Linked DNA regions of Homo sapiens: region 2 is linked to region 1. The links are chromatin contacts, found by Hi-C or POLR2A ChIA-PET in ENCODE. All regions are on one chromosome and are shown on one strand. Each heading gives the region's core, a stretch centred on a gene start or an enhancer-like site at or near the end of the contact. The rest is flanking DNA. Distances are from core to core; before and after follow the strand shown. Region 1 holds the start of RNF187 (ring finger protein 187). Region 2 holds the start of NUP133-DT (NUP133 divergent transcript).

Evidence for each region. Hi-C counts contacts between places; a loop is a spot of excess contacts on that map. ChIA-PET counts read pairs that join two places held with the same protein, here RNA polymerase II (POLR2A). Pooled maps may share reads with other maps.
Region 2: a loop to region 1 is called in a pooled map, with 25 times the contacts of the local background. The contact joins the promoter of NUP133-DT here to the promoter of RNF187 in region 1. A Hi-C loop is called at or near these places in 2 of 37 single-sample maps with no recorded cell type and 9 of 50 pooled maps. POLR2A ChIA-PET finds 5 or more read pairs at or near these places in 1 of 52 experiments (activated CD4-positive, alpha-beta memory T cell).

The regions. Positions count from the first base shown.
Region 1 is chr1:228,484,004-228,490,330 of GRCh38, reverse strand. RNF187 (ring finger protein 187) reads right to left here and starts at 2,949. Exons shown (of 4, transcript NM_001010858.3): 1 at 2,453-2,949; 2 at 1,279-1,371. The coding sequence starts at 2,842. RefSeq lists enhancers at 775-1,502, 1,503-2,231, 2,349-3,209, 3,511-3,890, 3,210-4,071 and silencers at 2,311-2,510, 2,771-2,890.
Region 2 is chr1:229,505,188-229,511,514 of GRCh38, reverse strand. NUP133-DT (NUP133 divergent transcript) reads right to left here and starts at 3,085. Exons shown (of 3, transcript NR_110630.1): 1 at 2,836-3,085; 2 at 1,275-1,391. NUP133 (nucleoporin 133) reads left to right here and starts at 3,174. Exons shown (of 26, transcript NM_018230.3): 1 at 3,174-3,447; 2 at 5,357-5,475. The coding sequence starts at 3,266. RefSeq lists silencers at 2,019-2,313, 3,254-3,483 and an enhancer at 3,084-3,203.

The DNA of each region.
Region 1 (6,327 bases), core at 1,700-4,199:
AGGGGTCTGAGTGGCATCAGGGACCCCATGTGTAACCCGTCACTGTCTGAGGGAGGCCTGCACCTCAGGCCTGTGGATAGCAGGCAAGGGCTTGGCAGCACCAGGAGCACAGAGCCCACCTCAGCCTCAAGCTGGGGTAAAAACGTGGGCCTCAGCCTCGAGATGCAGCCAGTTACCCAAGAGCTGCTGCACCTGTGAAAAGCACTCTGTCTTTCAGGTTAAAAGAAGGAGATAGGAATTTATGAAACGCAGAGAAAATGGCACACAGGTTTTTACTACACGAGGAAAAAGTCACCAAATAGAGTTTAAACGACTAAAGAGCTTTACTGGTGAGTAACCTAAAAGAATCTATGGGATGTCCCCTTGGGATATAATACTGTGGAAGGCACCCAAGGAAAGTAACGCTGCTCTGGTCTGAATGTCTGTGTCCTCCCCAAATCCCCATGCTGAAATCCTCATCCCTCAGGTGATGGCGTTAGGAGGCAGGACCCTTGGGAGGTGATGAGGTTGTGAGGGTGGAACTCTCAAGAACGGAATCAGTGTCCTTACACAAAGGCCCCAGAGACACCCTCACTTCTTCCACCATGTGAGGACACAGTGAGAAGACACCATCTATGAACCAGGAAACGCCCTCACCAGACAGGGAATCTGCCAGTTCCTTCATCTTGGACTTCTAGCCTCTAAAAAATAATGAGCAACTCTCAGATCAGAACAAGAGGACCACAGAAAATTACAGATGTGTTCTAAAAAAGAAAAAAAAAATAGCACTTTGGGAGGCCAAGGCGGGAGAACCGCTTAAGGTCAGGAGTTTGAGACCAGCCTGGGCAACACAGCAAGACCCCCACCTCTAGAAAAGCATTTTAAAATTAACCAGGTGTGGTAGCACGTGCCTATAGTCCCAGAGGCTGAGGTGGGAGGATCGCCTGAGGCCAGTTCGAGCTGCAGTGAGCTACAATCATGCCATTGCACTTCAGCCTGGGTAATGAAGTGAGACTCTGTCTCTTGGGAAAAAAAAAAGAAGTCTGATGCTGCCATCACCTACAGGTAAAATGTGAGGAGAAAAAGAGGCTTCCACTGGCTTTGGCTAGATTCTATTTGAGAAATACAAACACATCCTAAAAAAAATACCCTGAAGCTCACTTAAGTCCAGAGGCCCCTCCTCCAACCAACCAGCTGAGCAGTTCAGAGGCCTGGCCCACTTGGCCTGGTGGTCCCTTTGTCTAGAGCCCTGAGCCCACAGTCCCCTCATTCCAGGCTGCCCCAGGTCCCCCCACTTGCCTTCCACACTGCAGCTGCTGACTCTGCCTGGCCATGCAGGTCCCGGGCGTCATTCAAGTCCTTTCTCATGATTTCCACAGACCCCTTGTTCTCCTGTAAAGAAAAGAAGGTCACCAGGGGTGGGCAGAAGCTCTGGGTCCCCCAACCCAGCCCAGTACTGAGGGACATCACCCCAGCTGACTGCACACAGTCTGACCATCCCAGAGATAACCTCGAAGCCCGGTTGTCTAGGGCAGGAACGCACAGGCAGTCAAAAGGTTTCTTGGGCTTCACACCTATTCAGAAGGATCTGGGTGCTGGGGCTAAGGGGACTGTCTAGGTGGGTTTAGGAGTTCTGTGTCTGTAAGTGGCCCTGTTCAGTGTGAGTTCGGCCTGTACCAAAGGTCTGCACAGCCTGCCCTACACCCTGCCCTGCCTGAGCCGGATGGGGGTCGCTCTGCCCGGTGGCAGGACCCCCAATGCAGGAGGAGCACCCAGGGACACAGTCTGGCTGGCTTCCCCTCCCCTGTATTGAAGAGCAGGACCCCAGGCTGGCTGTTGTCTCCTATTCTGTGTCCCACAACCAACCCGCCATGGGCAAGGCTCCAGACTCCCGGACCCGCTGCTGCCAGACTCTCAGAGCGGGTTTCTGAAAGATGGGAGAGGGGACAGGGGGTGCAGGCGAGGGCTGGGTGGCCCGGGGAGCAGACGAGAAGGTGGGCCAGGCCTGTGGACACAGTGGAATACAGAGGGGCAAGAGGCGTGATGTCTCCCCCAAGGGAAGAGTGAGTGGAGGAGTCAATCTGTAGGAACTAGAGGGGGTCTATGAGGGCGAGACAGGGCACAGCTAGTGATGGGACCACAAAGATGGGCGCTGGTGGGGGAAGGACTTCGTAGAAGGTAGGGGGTGGGGAGATAAGGCACCGCCCAGCAGGGGACACCAAGACGGGGAAGGGGACCAGACTCCGAAGAGACGCAGGAAATATGGGGAGGCAAGCCGCAGGAGGGAGGGGCCCAGCACACGCTGGAGAGGGGACCCGTGGCGGTGAGGGGAGGGGGACAATCCGGGGACGGGGACAATCCGGGGACAGGAACAGTGGAGACGGGAAGGGCCCAGGGCTCAGGGGGACCGGGGCGGGGGCGGAGAGGCGCAGGGCACCGTCCGGGGTGGGGCACGGGACCCCGCGGCGCGCACCTTGCCGCGCAGCGCCTTCCTCCAGCGCGGTTCCCACTCGGGCGGCTCGGGGCCCGCAGCCATACGGCAGGCGGCGCAGAGCGGGCCGGCGTCGGCGCGGCACAGCAGCTGCAGCGCGGCCTCGCTGGCCGGGCCGTCGCGCGCGGGCGCCGCGGCCGCCTCCTCGAGCGCCAGAAGGCGGCGGCTGAGCGGGGGCCTGCCGGGCTCCACGGCGCGCTGCCAGCAGTCGTCGGCGCACTCGGGGCACGGGAAGGGCCCGTCCTCCTCGGCCCAGAAGCGCACCACGCACGCCCGACAGAAGCGGTGGCCGCAGTCGGCGCGCACCGGTTCCCGGGGCGCGCGCTGGCACAGGGCGCAGGCGGCCTCGGCGGGGCCCGCAGGGAGCGCCAGGGCTGCGGGCGGCGGGGCCGGCAAGGGCGCAGGAGCGGCTGGGGAGGGCCGGAGACCTAGACGGCCGGCGACCGGACGGAGACCAGCAACAGGACGAAGACGCCAACGCCGGGGACGCGCACGGGGCGGGGTCGGGGACGCGCACGGGGCGGGGTCCGGACCGCGGAGCGCTCTGCCGATAAGATCCTGGCAGCGGTGTGCTGCAGCCGGAGGTCCTGGCCGCGCTGCGCTCCACAGACAAGATCCTGGCAGCAGTGTACTGCATCCTTAGGTCCTGGCCGCGGTGGGCTTCTCCGCCTGGATCCTAGCGGCGGTGCGCTCCTCCGCCTTGATTTTGGCAACTATGCTCTCCACCTGCAAGGTCCTGGCAGCGGCGCACGTCACCGCGCAAGTCCTGGCAGCTGCGCGCTTCACTCTACTGCCTGCGGACCGGCCCAAGTCGTATCCTGAAATCTTACTGGGCTGTCCCTTCCTACTTCAGTAACTCCTGCGAAAGAGGGAAACAAAGTTTTATTTTTACTTGAAGGTTCCATTTTTAAAAGGTTGTTTTTGTAAGCTGCTAGGATCTGAGCTGCGCGTACCCCCGCGGTAGCTCGCCCGCGTGGGCTGGGGACGGGGCGGGAAATGGCCTGCGTGGGCCTCCTCCGCTGCTCTCATCCTGCACGGACCCGCCCTGCATGGGCACGCCCTGCGTGCACGGGCCTGCCCGCGTGGACGTGCCCTGCGTGCACCCTTCCTTCAGGGACCCGCCCTTGAACGGCCCTCCGGACGTGGACACTCGTATACGCCCACCCTGCGTGGGATCTCCCTGCGTGGACCCATCCCGCTGAGCCTCTTCTCGCGCAGCCTCCCTCTGGCCCCCTGGGAAGCTACCCTGGTTGTCCGCTGTCTCCTGGCTGGGGGGAGCTCTCATTGATTCTGTGATGATGCATGACAGAAGAGCATTTGTTAGCTTTGCTTTGCTTTTCTTTCTTTTTTGAGACAGCCTCGCTCTGTTGCCAGGCAGGCTTGAGTGCAGTGGCGCGATCTCGGCTCACTGCAACCTCCGCGTCCCGGGTTCAAGCGATTCTCCTGCCTCAGCCCCCCGAGTAGCCGGTATTGCAGGCGCCTGCCACGACGCCCGGCTAATTTTTGTATTTTTAGTACAGACGGGGTTTCACCATGTTGGCCAGGCTGGCCTCGAACTCCTGACCTCGTAATCCACCCGCCTCTGCCTCCCAAAGTGCTGGGATTACAGGCGTGAGCCACTACACCCGGCCGTTAGCTTTTCTTTAAAAAATAAATTTAAAGGAAAGAAATAAGCCTTTGGGAAGAGCAATCTTGTGTTTTTGTTTTTTAATTATTTTGAAAACAAGCAAGCATGGTTAAAATAAGATTGTGCAAGTTTTGCATTTTAAAAAATTAATCTGGGCCGGGCGCCGTGGCTCACGTCTCTAATCCCAGCACTTTGCGAGGCCGAGGCGAGCGGATCACAAGGTCAAGATATGAGACCATCCTGGCTCATGGTGAAACCCCGTCTCTACTAAAAATACACAAATTAGCCGGGCGTGGTGGCGCATGCCTGTAATCCCAGCTACTCAGGAGGCTGAGGCAGGAGAATCACTTGAACCAGGGAGTCGGAGGTTGCGGTGAGCCAAGATCGTGCCACTGCACTCTAGCCTGGCGACAGAGCGAGACTCTGTCTTAAAAAACAAAAACAAAAAAAAATTTTTATAAATCTGTATTCCAAGCAAGCGCAGGATCTAATGAGGTATTTTTGTCTTTGTGAAGATTTTTTAAATCGACTTGGAAATGCACTAGATGCCCGTGGGAAACATGAATAGTAAACCGAGGTTATTTCTGTGTAGTAAAGATTAGAGGCTTCCAGCCGAGCCTTGCTGATATTGTTGAGTCAACTAGGAACTTGCTGGAGAGAAAAGTAAAAAATATAAAAAATGAGCAAACTTCATAATGAACTAATCTTGTGAATGAGAAAATATCAAAAATTATAATTAAAGGCAAATAGCCAAATTAGGAACATTGTAACCACAAATATACAAAGAGTTTATAAAATTAGGTAAGGAAAAGCATGATGGAAAATACACCTTGTCATGGGATTTTTCAAATCACAAAAAAAAAAGCACACAAATGATTGAACACACATGAGAAAAAAATGTACACTCTGCCCAGTTAAGAAAGAGGAAAATAAAACGAGACTCTCTTTCTTTCCACTATTAAGTAAGCAGACCAAACAAAAAAAAGGAAACTTGGCCGGGAGCCGTGGCTCAGGCCTGTAAACACAGCACTTTGGGAGGCCGAGGCGGGTGAATCATCTGAGGTCAGGAGTTCAAGACCAGCCTGGCCAACATAGTGAAACCCTATCTCTACTAAAAATACAAAAATTAGGCTGGATGTGGTGGCACACGCCTGTAATCCCAGCACTTTGGGAGGCTGAGGCAGGTGGATCACAAGATCAAGAGATCGAGACCATCCTGGCCAACATGGTGAAACCCCGTCTCTACTAAAAATACAAAAATTAGTTGGGCATGGTGGTGCACGCCTGTGGTCCCAGCTACTTGAGAGGCTGAGGCAGGAGAATAGCTGGAACCGGGAGACGAAGGTTGCAGTGAGCCGAGATCATGCCACTACACTCCAACCTGGCGACAGAGCAAGACTCCCTCAGTTTCAAAAAAAAAAAAAAAATACAAAAATTAGCCAGGCATGGTGGCACGTGCCTGTAATCCCAGCTATTTGGGTGGCTGAGGCAGGAGAATCGCTTGAACCTGGGCGGTGGAGGTTGCAGTGAGCCGAGATCACACCACTGCACTCCAGCCTGGGCAACAGAGTGAAACTCCATTTCAAAAAAACAAAAAACAGAAAACAAACAAACAAAAAAAACACTTGATTCTGTGAATACTGCTTCTTGTAATCCACGTAGCAGTATCGATTAAGGATTTTCTGATTGGAATTCCTTTTCTTAGAAAACAAACTATAAAAATAACAGGAAATGAAAATAATAAAAATTGGGTTGTAAAAAATTGGGCTGTTTTGTTTTGTTTAGAAATGTGGCTGGGAGAGGTGGCTCATGCCTGTTAATCCCAGCACTTTGGGAGGCTGAGGTGAGTGGATAGCTTGAGCCCAGTAGTTCAACACCAGCCTGGGGAACATGGCAAGAACCTGTCTGTACAGAAAATTTTTAAAATTTAGCTGGGCGTGGTGGCACGCACCTGTGGACCCAACTACTTGGGAGGCTGAGGTGGGAGGATCACCCGAGCACAGGAGATTGAGCCTGTAGTGAGCCGTGATCATGCCACTGCACTCCAGCCTGGGAAATGAGAGAATTTTTTAAGACCTTGTCTTAAAAAAAAGAAAGAGAGAGAGAGAGAGAGAGAGAGGTGGGGGCGGGGGGTGGGGGAGAGAAGGAAGGAGTGGAGGGAGAGAGGAAGGAAGGAAGAAAGGGAAAAGAAAAAGAAGAAAGGAAGGAAAGAAAGAAAAGGAAGGAAGGA
Region 2 (6,327 bases), core at 1,836-4,335, 1.0 Mb before region 1:
CTCCATTCTAACTGGTGTGAGATGATATCTCATTGTGGTTTTGATTTGCATTTCTTGCTCTGTCACCCAGGCTGGAGGGCAGTGGCGCCATCACAGCTCACTGCAACCTCCACCTTCCTGGCTCAAGCAATTCCCCAGCCTCAGCCTCCCACGTAGCTAGGATTACAGGCACACACCACCATGCCCAGCTAATTTTTTTGTATTTTTAGTAGAGATGGGGTTTCATCATGTTAGCCAAACTGGTCTTGAACTCCTGACCTCAGGCAATCCACCTGCCTGGGCCTCCCAAAGTGCTGGAATTACAGGTGTGAGCCACCACGCCTGGCCTTCTCTAGGATCTTATTTGACAGAGCCTACAAGGCCCTTCATGGTCTCTCCTTATTTCTCCAATTCCCTTTACTTTTAGTCTTTCAGGTTGATTTGTTTGTTTAAAGTCTCTGGCTCTAATCCCAGCTACTCAGAAGGCTGAGGCTTGAGGATCACTTAAGACCCGGAGTTTGAGACCAGCCTGGGAAATATAGCAAGACCCCATTTTTTAATTGTATTTTTTTTAGAATTTAAAATAAAATTTCTTGGGGAGACAGGGTCTTGCTATGTTGCCCAGGGGCTGGTCTTGAACTACTAGCCTCAAGCCATCCTCCCACACCTTAGCCTTGCAAGGTGCCGGGATTAGAGACGTGAGCCACTATGCCTGGCCGTGAGACCCCATTTCTAAAAATATATATATAAATAAAAAATAGGCAGGTGTGGTGGTACATGCCCATGGTCCCAACTCAGAGGCTGAGGCAGGAGGATCACTGAAGCCCAGAAGGTTAAGGATGTGGTGAGCTTTGATCACGCCACTGCACTCCAGCCTGAGCAACAGAGTAAGACCCAATCTCTAGAAAAATCATAAAGTAAAATAAGAATAAATAAAGTTCCTAGAATGCACCAAGTCCTTTGCTGCTTCAGGACCTTTGGCCAAGGATCCTCTGCCTGAAACATTCTTCCTCCTATTCTCTTATGCTTCATGTCTCAGGTTAAACGTCCTTTTCTCCCAGAGACCTTTATAGACCTCCATGCAAAAATAGGTAGCCCCAGTGATTCTCTCTCATACACTTTGCTCTTTTATTTCATAGTACACATCTCAGCTTGTAGCTGGATATTTGTGTTCATTTTTTCAGTGTCTGTCTTTCTCATTGGTCTGTAATCTCCATGAGGGTAGGACCCATGGGCTTTGTTTAGTTATAAGCCTTAGCAATTATCACATAGCCTGGCACATGGTAGGTACTCACTAAATCCATAACGAATGGATGACTTTTAGTGCTGTCTGCTTACTATCCTTCAATAGCCATACATTTGGACTCCAGGCAAGTTCTTGCTCAAAGGTGGCTGACAAGTCATTCTAGCTCCTGCAAACAACAGCTTTTACATTAGGATGCTGGGGAAACCACTAACCAGTCCAACAAAGCACAAGAATAAAATTGATCCCACCAATCCTCTCAGACACAACTATTAATACTCTCTATTGCCTATTTCACACCCCTCCTTGTAAGAATGAAACAGGGAGGAAATGCACTGGGCTCTCAGAGCTATAAGACTCAACAAGCTGCCAAGTTGGGTTAGACACCCAGGTGGGAGAAGGAGTAAAGCAGCTAGCCTATGTAACCTTGGCAAGATGACTGCTCAGATGCCACTGGTGCATAGATAGATGACTGGCTTCCCAGGGGAATGTCAACAACTGACACCCACACTGTGGTCTCCCACATGTGAATACGTCAATGTTTACTTAACCATTCCCTTATTTCAACACACGTTGAATGAAAGTCTACTATGTGTCTGTTACTGTGTGCCACAAAGGTAACAAAGTCACTGCTCTTGCTGTCAAGACATTTAAAAGGAAGTACTTGACAGACAATTATGAAAACAAACTATTATGCAGGATAAAAATACAGTCTACACACAGGAGCAGAGAGGACAAAGGATAAGGGGGACCTAATCCTGTGGAAGGTTTCACTGAGAAGGCAGCACAGAACTAACTTGATGCGGAAGGTAGGCGCCTTCTGGACCAACAAGGCAGGGAGTGCATTCCAGGTGAGAGAAACATGGACATGGGCACTGGAGGGAGATTTGGGTTTTTAAGTTCTCGGAATGTGGAGTGCAAGTGGGAAGTGCTGGAAGTACAACACGGACGGAAAAGCCAACCTGACTTAGATCACATAGGACCTTGCAAAGGAGCTTAGCAAATAACCTACTGGCAATGGTCAGCCACTGAAGCATTTACAGGCCCAAGAGCAGCATTACGTTTGCCTTAATTCATTGTGTTGGCAGTGAGAAGATAGAGTGGAGGAAGACTAGACACAGGTAAGGAACCCTCTCCCCATCTCCCCTACTCCCTCCCGCTGGCAGAAGAGGCTACGCAGTGGTTGAGGGAAAGGTAAGTACCAGAACCAGGGCAGAGGCAGTGCAAATGTGTGATCTAGTACAGACACGTAGGACCTTACAACGTATACCATGATCTTAGGGTGGAGGTAGGTGTGAGGGATGACTGCAGATAGAGCTCTTCTCTTTGCCTTGGACAACTGGCCAGTTTTACCAAGCTGGAACAGAGATGGTGGTAGGAGAGGGGTCCTAAAGGAAAACATGAATGCGCTTTTCATAAGTGGATTGTGAGGAGTTCGCAGGACTTCCAGCTGAAATTGTCCCCTAGGGAGCTGAATGATAGGGGTCTGGGGGTTTTGAGCTGGATCCAGGTTAGAGACACGGATTTGTGGCGTCATCAGCGTGGATGAGACTGCGCAAAGTTGAATGGGAAAATGGCAAACCTAGAAAACAACAAATATCACAGTGCGATACCAGTGTCAGCTTTACGGCTTTTCTCCGTCCTCAGCTTGGAATGAGGAACATCTTTCATTTCACAAGAGGTTCAGGAACTACCAGTGTGAAAAGAGGCTACGTTCAAGCTGCTGGAGGGCCAGTTCCACCTAGGCGCAGTCAAGAAGGGCGCCTGGCTTTCCGGCTTCACGTCCCTGGAAGCTCGGCACTGCAGCGGTTCTAGATCTGGGGCCGCCGGCTGCCTTCCCGACCTACCTCGCTGACTGGGCACCGCCCTTAACGTCACGATCCCGCCCCCGCCAGCGCTCCGACCACAACCCGCGGGAGCCATTGCGTTTGACGTCATCATCGCGCGCCATCTCTTCCCTTAGGTGTTTAAGTTCCGCGCGCAGGCCAGGCTGCAACCTGACGGCCAGATCCCTCGCTGTCCTAGTCGCTGCTCCTTGGAGTCATGTTCCCAGCCGCCCCTTCTCCGCGGACCCCGGGTACCGGGTCCCGAAGGGGCCCGCTGGCCGGACTCGGGCCCGGCTCCACGCCCCGGACGGCTAGCAGGAAGGGTCTGCCCCTGGGGTCTGCAGTCAGCTCCCCAGTGCTCTTCTCGCCGGTCGGCCGGCGTAGCTCGCTAAGCTCGCGGTAAGTGATCTCCCTGGTTGGGTCTGGCAACCAACAGCCTCACGGGCCGCAGTGGGCCGGATAGGTTGTTGTCTTTAGAAGCCTTTGGAACCGGGGCGGCGGAATAGAATGCCACAGTATTGGAAAATAGACCTTTTCCACTGCTGCAGGTAGTATCTGCTTCGTTTTGATTATCAGTTGATCAGTTGATTCCCCACTTTGCATTTTTCATGGATACCTTTGTGCAGAAGTGAAGTACAAACTGGATTTGCATCAGTGTTTACCTACTTCCCACCTACTACCCGTGTGATCTGGTGTAAGTCACTCGTGATTTTCTTCATCTGTGAAATGGCGATAATATATCTCACCTGAGCCAGAGGAGTTATTATGAATTGCCACGATGCAGATGTAAGGTGATGGTGATAATGAGGACCTACAACCCTGAAAGATCATTGTTTAATGCCTAACATACCAACTGACATTAATATCTGATGATTGGTAATTAAAGGGTTTCTAGCTACGGAATTTAACTTTCTAGGTAAATTATAAGGAAAAGGCTTTACATAAGTGAGCTAAGAGTACTGTGATAGTTTAGTTACTAAAACTGCTCGTTTGGAGCACCAGTAAAATCATCACACACACACACCCCTCCCCACCCCCAACACACACCATGTTCATAATTAACCTAAAACTTTAGTGTTTCTGCATAGTTTTCTCTGAATTCATCTATAAAAAATGAATTTTTCCCTGCAGGAAACACAAAGTATTGTGTCTTGAAATTATGGTTAAAATTTATCTGTAAAATTTTTCAGTACTTTAAAGGAGAAGTGGTTTTGAAAGAATACACTGTATCTTTGACTTTTTTTGGCATATTTTGAAAAGTTCTTTTCAAAGTGCTGATCTTGTCAGTGTTTTCTATTCCTTTTGCGAAAAGTTGGAGAATAAAAGCATACTTTATTTACTGTGTGTTGTTTTATTTAAATCTCTTCTTGTGATCATTTGAAGAAAAACCTTTGTTATCCTCTGTCAGGAAACAAAGCCCTTAGCCCTTCTGTATGTGCATCTTCTCATTTAATTCTCGTGATAAGACATAGACTACCTTTTATTCTGGTGACTTTACAATATTCTAAATGTTAAGAGGGTGAGCAAGAAATAAAGTTTTTACTGTGATATCTGCTGTTGAGGACCATGTAACAGCTGATGCTCGTAACCTGTTCGATTTCTTGCTTGGTTGTACAGATCTGATAGTTTTTTTTTTTTTTTTTTTAAAGAGACAGGGTCTCACTCTCTGTCGCCCAGGCTACAGGCTGGTGCCACAATGCCCGGCTAATTTAAAATTTTTTTTGTAGAGACAAGGTCTTGCCACGTTCCCCAGGCTGGTCTTGAACTCCTGGTCTCAAGCAGTCTTCCCGCTTCGGCCTCCCAAAGTGCTGAGATTATAGACATGAGCCACTGCTCCGGCCAGGTCTGGTGGACTCTTAAGCACCTAAAGCTAGATGAGCTTAAATCTCATCTAAGCCAATATTTATAAAATGTATTTGACCACAACATATGGTAAAAGCTGATGTTTTATATTCTGTCTTTCAAAAATGTTGAGATCTGCAAAATGACCCGCTGTTTGAAAAAAAAAAAAAAAAAACACTGGTCTAGTTAAGCCTTATTTCACAGCTAAGGAGGCAGAATTATAAGGAGTTTAAGTGAATACAGGCATGCATTTCAATACTAGAGTCTATGGGATTGAAGCCAAGTTTTCCTAAATCCTGTTTTGTTTTTTTTTTACATGAAAAATATTACATTTAATTACATGGTAAATATGAGCCAGTGTTAATTTTTTTCAAAGAACTCCTTACTGTGAAAATATATACATAAAAAATTAGGATAATGGAGAATTTTAAGTTACAAGTAAGGTAATATAGACTCTTTTCTTTAGGGGAACACCAACACGAATGTTCCCACACCACTCCATAACTGAGTCTGTGAACTATGATGTGAAAACGTTTGGATCTTCTCTTCCTGTTAAAGTCATGGAAGCCCTAACATTGGCTGAAGGTAGGTGTCATCTTTCCATTTACCTATATTAGCAGTTTAAAATGGAGCCTAGATGTGGCATAGAGATTAAATTTATGTTTTCTCTAGTATACCTTTACGTAAATGGTGAGAGATGGGTGGCCTGTCTAGTGTTTTTTTATTTTTATTTTTTCGAGACAGAGTCTCACTCTGTCACCCAGGCTGGAGTGCAGTGGTGTGATCTCAGCTCACTGCAACCACCACCTCCCAGGTTCAAGCGAGTTTCCTGCCTCAGCCTCCCAAGTAGCTGGGATTATAGGTGTGAGCCACCACGCCCAGCTAATTTTTTGTATTTTTAGTAGAGACAGGGTTTCACCATGTTGGCCAGGCTGGTCTTGAACTCCTGACCTCAGGTGATCTGCCCTCCTTGGCCTCCCAAAGTGCTGGGATTACAGGCGTGAGCCACCACATCTGGCCACCTGTCTTAGTTTTTTTTTTTTTTTTTTTTTTTTTTTTTAACTGTAATTGAGATGTATAATACATTCGAGAAGGAGAATGAGTTCATTTGAACACAATCAAATTAAGTCTTTAATGGTTTTAGGTACTGTACAGTAGTCCCCCATTATCTTTGGGGGATATCTTCCAGGATCCCCAGTGGATGCCTGAAACCTTGTATAGTACTAAACCTTATATATACTGTGTTTTTTTAATACATACACACCTATGATAAACTTTAGTTTATAAATTAGGAACAGTAAAGATGAACAACAGTAATAATAAAGTAGAACAATTATAACAATATACCAGCAGCACTACTCTTGTACTTCGTTTGGGGTCATTAACTAAAATGAGAATATAAGCATTGCATTACTGCGACAGTTCATCTGGTAACTG